2 separate regions of the Homo sapiens genome follow, and region 1 is linked to region 2. A link is an interaction called in ENCODE POLR2A ChIA-PET data of the cell type or tissue named here. Cell type or tissue: PC-9. All regions are shown on one strand. Links, peaks and the distances in the headings refer to the core of each region. The heading gives the core; the rest is flanking DNA. Region 1 has its middle 51 kb from the start of RAPH1. Region 2 has its middle 53 kb from the start of CD28.

Region 1 (4,395 bases), core at 113-4,112, 170 kb after region 2:
AAAAAAATAAATAAATAGGCCGGGAGCAGTGGCTCATGCCTGTAATCCCAGCACTTTGGGAGGCCGAAGCGGGCGGATCACAAGGTCGGGAGATTGAGACCATCCTGGCTAACACGGTGAAACCTCGTCTCTACTAAAAATACAAAAAATTAGCCGGGTGTGGTGGCAGGCACCTGTAGTCCCGGCTACTCAGGAGGCTAAGGCAGGAGAATTGCTTGAACCTGGGAGGTGGAGGTTGCAGTGAGCCGAGATTGTGCCACTGCACTTAAGCCTGGGCTACAGAGCCAGACTCTGTCTCAAATAAATAAATAACATCACAGTTTTGCATTTATAGAGTAGCTTTACTTTCAGAGTTTTGGTGCTATTTTTTTTTCCAAAAGTATTATTTTTTTATTCAGGGCCTAGCTCTGTCACCCAGGGTGAAAAGCAGTGGCACGATCTCAGCTCACTGTGACCTCCAGGTTCAAGTGATTCTCATGCCTCAGCCTCCCAAGTAGCTGGGACTATAGGCACGTGCCACCATGCCCAGCTAATTTTTGTAATTTTTTTTTTTTTTAAGACACAGTCTTGCTCTGTCTCCAGGCTGGAGTGCAGTCGTACGATTTCGGCTCACCGTAACCTCCACCTCCCAGGTTCAGGCAATTCTCCTGCCTCAGCCTCCCGAGTAGCTGGGACTACAGGTGCGTGCCACTACACCCAGCTAATTTTGTATTTTGTTTTTGTAGAGACGGGGTTTTACCATGTTGGCCAGGCTGGTCTGGAACTCCTGACAAGTGATCTGCCCAGCCTCCCAGAGTGCTGGAATTACAGGCATGAGCCACCACACCCAGCCACAAAATTCGAATGGTTACTATATTTCTATCAGCCAACATACAGTGAAACTTTGTAATTGATGTCCAGTTTGTTTCTCCCCTAAAAGGAAACACTTTTCCAACCTTTTCCCAACCTCTAATTCCTCCAAATTTGCACTGAACTGGTCCCAAAGCTGTCCCAGCTGGGACTTGCCACCTCACTCAACCTAGAATGAATATTCACTACACCTTTTGTTTGTTTGTTTTTTTGAGATGGAGTCTCACTCTGTCACCCAGACTGGAGTGCAGTGGTGCGATCTCAGCTCACTGCAAGCTCTGCCTCCCAAGTTCACACCATTCTCCCGCCTCAGCCTCCCAACTAGCTGGGACTACAGGTGCCCGCCACCACACCTGGCTAATTTTGTTTTTGTATTTTTAGTAGAGACGGGGTTTCACCGTGTTAGCCAGGATCTCCCGACCTTGTGATCTGCCTGCCTTGGCCTTCCAAAGTGCTGGGATTACAGATGTGAGCCACCGTGCCCAGCCCCACTACACCTTTTCAAGAGCAAATCATCTCTTCCTACATGCTCAGTTCCCTGGTTCTCCCAGCCCCCTCACTTCAGGATTGCCTATCTCAACTCTTGGGCCCAAAGGAGTCCTTGATGTGAGTGTGTGTGTGTGTGTGTGTGTGTGTGTGTACTTCTGTGTGTGTGTGTGTGTGTGTGTGTATTCCTCACCTATCAGCGGTTGAGTAGGGAAGGTTAATATGAATATGCCGGCTTAAACAAACATCACACAGACTCAGAACTGCAAGAAACCCTAAATTTAAGTCCCTCATTTTTCAGATGAAGAAACAAAGCTTGAGAGTTTAAGTAACTTGCCTAGAGGCATGCAGCTCATAGTCAACAACGCCAGAGCTGCAAGCAGTGCTTAATCATCAGGCTCTTCCTCCTATGCACTTTTTACTTTATTCTCCCACAATCTTTTTCCCTGCCATTATTTTCTCGTCTGTAGCATAGGCATAATAACAGTTCTGCCTACCTCACAGGACTGTTGTGAGAATTAATGAGATAGCATATATGAATGTGCTTTAAAACCCTTGCAAATGTCAGATGCTATTTAAAATGAAAATTATTTCGATCAAGAAAATAAATGCATACCATAAAAATGGATAATAAATCACAAATGAGAAATACTCTGCAGATGACTTCTAGCACTTATAATTAAGTTTCCAATTAACTCTAAGTACCAAATAGAACTGAAGGGAAAATAAGATCGTCTTCTGTGCATGGGGCTAAAAGAAATCAGCATGCGCCTAATGGAAATTAGGCAGCTACATGGGACTGAATGAAAATTAGGTTATGTTGCTAAGAGCTGGGGATTATATTATGCCCTTTATTCCCCTTCCACTATTGACTCACTTTCATGACACCCTCGTCAGTAATGCAACTTCGAGGTTATTATCGTAATTGAGATGATTAGGTTTTCTTATTCAAAACAAAAGTGGCCATGTTCAACAGAAGTGATTCCAGGGAAAGGGAAATTCTTTGGGCTGACATTGACTATAATCAAGTTTTGGAAAACTCCGAGAAGTAAAAATAGGAATGGTGGGGAGCAGAGGGGAAACCATGACGTCCTAGAATGTTTAGCCTGCATGCAAACACTAAGAATGAAAAATACGTAGAAAGTACTGAACTTGAAAGCCCAGAACCACAGTATTATGACTTCATTAGAGTAATTTAGCAGCAGTGGGACAGCACATGAAACTGATTATTCAGGGAGGACGGGTTATTCAGGAAGATAAATTAGTAAAGGAATTTCCTTAACTGGGGCATCAAGAAGAGAAAGTCTTCACATAGGAAACTTTGTAGAGAGCAAGCCCCTCCTAATTACACATATGGCTATGCATAGTTATTTATGATAAGCTACCCCCAACAGATACACCCAAACATTCCTTGGTAAACTAAACTAGGTCACTTGATGAGCAACACAGAGTGTCTCACTCAGCCGTTCTTCCTTGCCACCTTCTTTCTTGTCAGTAGGGAAGATTAAGTGGTGGCCGAACAAGGCATAAGTGAGATGATAAGATCAAACACCTGTCCCTAAGGGCCAGGCAGCCACATGGAAAACAGGCAATTAGAGACACCAGCCAGGTCAGGGCATAGTGTCAGGAGAGTAGAATAATAGGCAGATGGGTGGCTAAATGCATGGAAGAAAAATAGCAATGGGGACTCCTAGAGCAAGTAATATTCAGAAACCCAGGCAGCAAGCAGGCCTGGCAGCTGGTAGCTGGAACCCTGCTTGGAGAGTGGAGCTTACGGGCATGCAAATTAGCAAGATCAAGGCAGAACCTCTGTTCCAGAAGAACTGAGGACTTGACCAGAAATTTAGGCAGAGACTAAAGATGCAGGAAAATAGGACAAAGACTCATTTACTAGGACAAAGATACCAGGTAGAAATTTGACCCAAGGAATGAGACAAATGTTCATTAGTGGAAGTAAGTTGTGGGCTAAGGCCTGCACTAATGCTGCACTGATGCTGAGCAGCCAAACTCTGGCTTTTTTTTTTTTTTTTTAATTCTCCTGACTTCGGAAATGTCCCCATACCTTGGACAGACCTGAACAGAAGCAAAAGTTTGATATTGCTAATTGGACAAGGTACTCCTATAATACCCTGTATATAGCTCGATTGCTGCACTTATTTACTTAAATGTTTACATAGCACTTACTATGTTTCAGACACTCCCCTACATAGTCATAAATATTAACTCCTACAACAACCCTAGGTACAATGACAGTTGCCACTTGACAAATAAGGAAACTAGGCATAGAGAAGTGAAGTTATTATGAAGTCCAAGGTCACACAGCTAGTAAGTGGCTGAGTAAGAATTTGTACCCAAACACTCAGGCTCAAAGTCCATGTTTCTAACCATGACCCCACACCATTTTGCTACCTTTGTCATATCCACCTGTGTTTCTCTTCACCTCTAGAGTCTAATATATAGTCATGAGGTGCTATCAAGAATCTAGTCAGGCTAGGCATAGTGGGTAACATAGCAAAAAATAAAAATAAAGGGCTAGCCGCGGTGCTGTAATCCCACCACTTTGGGAGGCCGAGGTGGGTGGATCACTTGAGACCAGGAGTTTGAGACCAGCCTGGGAAACATGGTGAAACCCCATCTCTACCAAAAATACAAAAATTAGCTGAGTGCAGTGGCGCCCACCTGTAGTCCCAGCTATTCAGGAGGCTGAGGCGCAAGAATCACTTGAACCCAGGAGGCAGAGGTTCCAGTGAGCTGAGATAGTGCCACTGCACTCCAGCCTGGATGACAGAGCAAGACTCTGTCTCAAAAAAATAAAATAAAATATTAACTGGGAGTCTTAGTTACTTGGGAGCCTAAAGCAAAGTTGTGGGGAGTGGGGAGAGTTGGGGGGTCGCTTGAGCTCAGGAGGTTGAGGCTGCAGTGAGCTATGATGGTACCACTACTCTCCAGCATGAATGACAGAGTGAGACCCTGTCTCAAAAAAAAAAAGAAGAAGAAGAACTTTGGTCATATTTACATTCCCAATGCTTAGTGCAATGCCTAGTGTATAGTGGGCCTTAA
Region 2 (4,395 bases), core at 308-4,307:
ACATAACAAATAACCCCAAATTTTATAAGCTTACAAAACAAATGTCAATTTTTCACTCCTGGGTCTGTAGGTCAGCTGGCCATGCTCCATTCCAGTCTGTGAGTGGGTTGGGTTCAATTCTACTCCATATGTATCTTCTCTTTGGACCAGAAACTTCCTGGTCCATGCTTTCTCATGGTGAATGGCAGAAACATGAGACCAAGTCAAACAACACAGACATTTACAGCTTCTGCCTGCATCCCATGCACTCCATATTCCATTGGCCAAAGTCATATAGCCAAACCCAAAGTCAAGGAGGCAGAGATAAAATCTCCATCTCTTCCACTGGGAGGTACTAAAAATAAAAACACTTGACAATGAGTTTCAATGTATAATTCTATTACAGGGAGGGAATGAAGATTGAAAGTCATAATCTAATCTGCCAAGCATATGTGGGCACCAACTGTGTTTCTAAGGAATCTACACAAAGGTATCAGCTCAGAAGCTCCAGAGCAGGTGAGCAGCATTCAGAGGGCGTCTGAGATGAGGTACTGTCAGGTTGAAACTGCATGAAGCTGCTTGCCTCAATAGAAGGAGCAAAAAGAGACAGGCAAGGTTGAGATTTGCAGTGATACGTAAGAGATGTCCAAGGCATATAGTCAACTCTTCATCCTACTTCATCTTACTTCAATTACTTCATCCTACTATGTAAGAAGGAAGTGCCAGTTCTACTGCACTCTCCTGCCTTTCCTGTGTAGGTGGAAGGGAAATAGGCAGTATAAATTAAAGCAAGGAATCATCATTTCCCCACACTGCTCTCTTAGGAAGTTTGGAAGTGGAGTTAAGAAGTTGTTTCTGTCCCTTTTAGAAGAAATGTGTTGTTAACCAAGGCCCTGATGTTAGATAGGGGAATACCTTTGGGAACCATGTACCCATTAGTAGACCAGGCCTCTTTCCCTAACACTTTGACCTGGGGTAAGGAATTTGAGGACAATACGCACTATTGCCATATTTTAAACAGATGACGCCTCTTGAGCCCAACCAAAGCCCTTTATTCTTGCTTTCAACATACATCTCTTGCCATTTTGGAATGAAACAGAGAGGAGCTTCAACTGTTTTAATTTGGTTCTCCTGAGAAATCAAGTCATTGGTCTTTATTCTATACCTCTGGGCCTCATAAAATGAAACTCACTTATCTCTCTTCTACACAGAAGGCTTTCAAGACTGAAAACAAATTCACAAACATTATATCCAAGTGTCTCGTTGATGTTTGACATCACAGATGCACAACAACTAACTGAATTTTTTTGTTTGTTTGAACAGAAATGACGTTAGATTTGTGTATCTTTCTGTGGATTGATTCAACATGAGAATGGATTCAAAAATACACATTCCTTCACAGTGCATGGTTTTAACATCATATCAAGGAAAGGGACACTGAAGAAGGTAATAAAGACTGTCTTGAATCACTGACATCACCCCTCCCCCATAGCCTGGCAGCAGCAGAGAGAAAATGTGTGTGCTTGGAGGAGAAAGAGTGCAGTGATTGCAGGACTTTACGTTGGAACTCAGTACTGTCCTGCCACAGCAGAAAGCAACACAGGGCAGAATTCAGCCAGAACCCACAGAGGGAGCATCTAGACCAACCCTAGCCAGAGGAGAATTGCCCATCCCAGTGGTCAGAACCTGAGTTCCAGCAAGCCCCACCACTTCAGGCTAAAGTACTCTGGGGTCCTAAATAAACTTGAAAGGTAGTCTAGGCCACAAGGACTGTAATTCCTAAGCAACTACTGATGCCATGTGGCTTGAAACCAGTGGACTTGGGGGGCATGCGACATAGTGAGACACCAGCCAGAGCAGCCAAGAGAGTGTTTGCATCACCCCTCCCCAGCCCAAGGCAGCACAGCTCGCAGCTCCAGGAGAGGCTCCTTCCTTCTGTTTGAGGAGAGGAGTGGGGAGCGTGAAGAGGACCTTTTCTTGCAACTTGGATACCAACTCACCCACAGTAGGTTAGGGCACCAGGCAGAGTCCTGAGGCCCCCATTCCAGGCACTAGCTCCTGAAAAACATTTCTAGACACATTTAGGTCCAGAAGGGAACCTGCTGCCTTGAAGGAAAGGACCCAGTCCTGGCAGGATTAATCACCTGCTGACTAAAGAGCCCTTTGGCCTTGAATAAATATCAGTGGTAGCCAGGCAGTACTTGCCACAGGCCTTGGGTGAGACTCAGAGCCATGCTGGCTTCTGCTGTGACTCAGTGCATTCCAAGCTGTGGTGGCCTCAGGGAGAGACTCCTTCTGCTCGAGGAAAGGAGAGGGAAAATTAAAGGGGACTTTGTTTTGCAGCTTGGGGACCAGCTCAGCTACAGTAGGGTAGAGCACTGAGCAGGCTCTTGGGGTCCCAGATTCCAGGCCTTGGTTCCTGGAAGGCATTTCTAGACCTGCCCCAGGCTAGAGGGGAGCCCACTGCCCTGAAAGGAGAGACCCAAGCATGGCAGCACTCACCACAAGCTGACTGAAAAGCCCTTGGGCTTTGTGTGAACTTCAGCCATAGCCTGACAGTATTTGTCATGGGCCTAGGGCAGTGGTGGACAGGGAGAGAAACTCCTTCTGCATAAGGAAAGGAAAAGGAAGAGTGGGAAAGACTTTATCTTGTGGCTTGGGTGTCAGCTCAGCTGCAGGAGGATAGAGCACCAAGTACATTCCTCAGGTTCCTGACTCCAGGCCCTGGCTGCCCGATGGCATTTCTGGACCTGCCCTGGGCCAGGGGAAGCTCACCTCCCTGAAGAAAAAGACACAAGCCTGGATGGATTCACCACCTGCTGACTGAAGAGCCCTTGGCCTTGAGTGAACATTTGCAGTAGCCAGGCAGTAGTCACTGCAGGCCTTGCGTAAGACTCAGTGTGCTGTGCTACACTTTGAGTCTGACTCAGTGTAGCCCAGTGCTGATGGCCACAACGGTGCTTGTGCCACCCCTCCCCCAATTCCAGGAAGCTCAGCATGGACAATGGGACTTCATTTGTTTAGGGGAAAGTAAGGGAAGAGAACAAGAATCTCTGCCTGGTAATCTAGGGATTCTCCTGGATCTTATCTAAGGCCACCAAGATGGTACCTGTATGAATCTGCAAGAGTCACGGCATTACTGGGCTTATGGTGCCTGCTAATGCAGGTATGGTTATAGTGATCAAAGATTTAAATCACAACACTCAATTTTCTTTGAATACTTGGAAAGCCTTCCCAAAAAGGACAGGTACAAACAAGCCCAGACTGTGAAAACTACAATAAATACCGAACTCCTCAATGCCCAAACAATGATAAATTTCCACAAGCATCAAGACCATCCAAGAAAACATGACCACTCCAAATCAACTAAATCAGGCACCAGTGGACCAATCCCGGAGTGACAGAAATATGTGACCTTTCAGATAGATAATTCAAAATATGTGTTTTGGGGAAGCTCAGTGAAATTCATGAAAACATAAAGAAGGAATTCAAAATCCTATCAGATAAATTTAACAAGGAGATTGAAATAATTTTTAAAAATCCAGGCCAGGCGTGGTGGCTCACGCCTGTAATCCCAGCACTTTGGGAGGTCAAGGCGGGTGGATCACGAGGTCAGGAGATCGAGACCATCCTGGCTAACATGGTGAAACCCCGTCTCTACTAAAAAATACAAAAAAATTAGCTGGGCGTGGTGGCAGGCACATGTAATCCCAGCTACTGAGGAGGCTGAGACAGGAGAATGGCATGAACCCGGGAGGCGAAGCTTGCAGTGAGCCGAGATTGCGCCACTGCACTCCAGCCTGGGGCCACAGAGCAAGACTCCGTCTCAAAAAAAAAAAAAAATCCAGTAGAAATTCTGGAGCTGAAAAATACAGTTGACATATTAAGGAATGCATCAGTCTTTCAACAGCAGAATTGATCAAGCAGAAGAAAGAATTCATGAGCTTGAAGATAGGCTACTTGAAAATACACAGTGAGAGGAGAAAACAGAATGAAGCACACCTACAAGATCTAGAAAACAGCTTTGGAAGGGCAAATCTAAGAGTTATTGGCCTTAAAGAAGAGATAGAGATAGAGATTGGAGTAGAAAATTTATTCAAAGGGATAAAAAAAAAAGAGAACTTTCCAAACCTAGAGAAATATATCAATATTCAAGTACAAGAGGATTATAGAACACCAAGCAGATTTAACCCAAATGAGACTATTTCAAGACATTTAATAATCAAACTCCCAAAGGTCAAGGATAAAGAAAGTATCCCAAAAGCAGCAAGAAATAAATTGCATATAATGGAGCTTCAATATGTCTGGCAGCAGACTCTTCAGTGTAAAACATACAGGCCAGGATAGAGTGGCATGACATATTTAAAATGCTGAAAGAAAAAAACTTTTATCCTAGAATAGTATATCTGGTGGAAA

The links. ChIA-PET counts read pairs that join two places held together with the same protein. Peaks named below come from ENCODE experiments on the same cell type or tissue, not always from the same donor. Only the 100,000 strongest peaks of a DNase experiment are listed, where the experiment ranks them.
Region 1: POLR2A ChIA-PET joins it to region 2 with 8 read pairs; 3 of 35 experiments call an interaction of 5 or more read pairs at or near these places.

The regions. Positions count from the first base shown.
Region 1 is chr2:203,584,192-203,588,586 of GRCh38, reverse strand. No RefSeq gene overlaps it. Among named protein-coding and RNA genes, the nearest start is that of RAPH1, 51 kb to the right of the region's middle. In PC-9, for the core only: no CTCF peak of the experiment used is centred there; DNase peaks (open chromatin) are centred at 1,676 and 2,836; H3K4me3 peaks cover 391 bases; H3K27ac peaks cover 3,142 bases.
Region 2 is chr2:203,757,651-203,762,045 of GRCh38, reverse strand. No RefSeq gene overlaps it. Among named protein-coding and RNA genes, the nearest start is that of CD28, 53 kb to the right of the region's middle. In PC-9, for the core only: no CTCF peak of the experiment used is centred there; DNase peaks (open chromatin) are centred at 2,185 and 2,825; H3K4me3 peaks cover 761 bases; H3K27ac peaks cover 3,218 bases.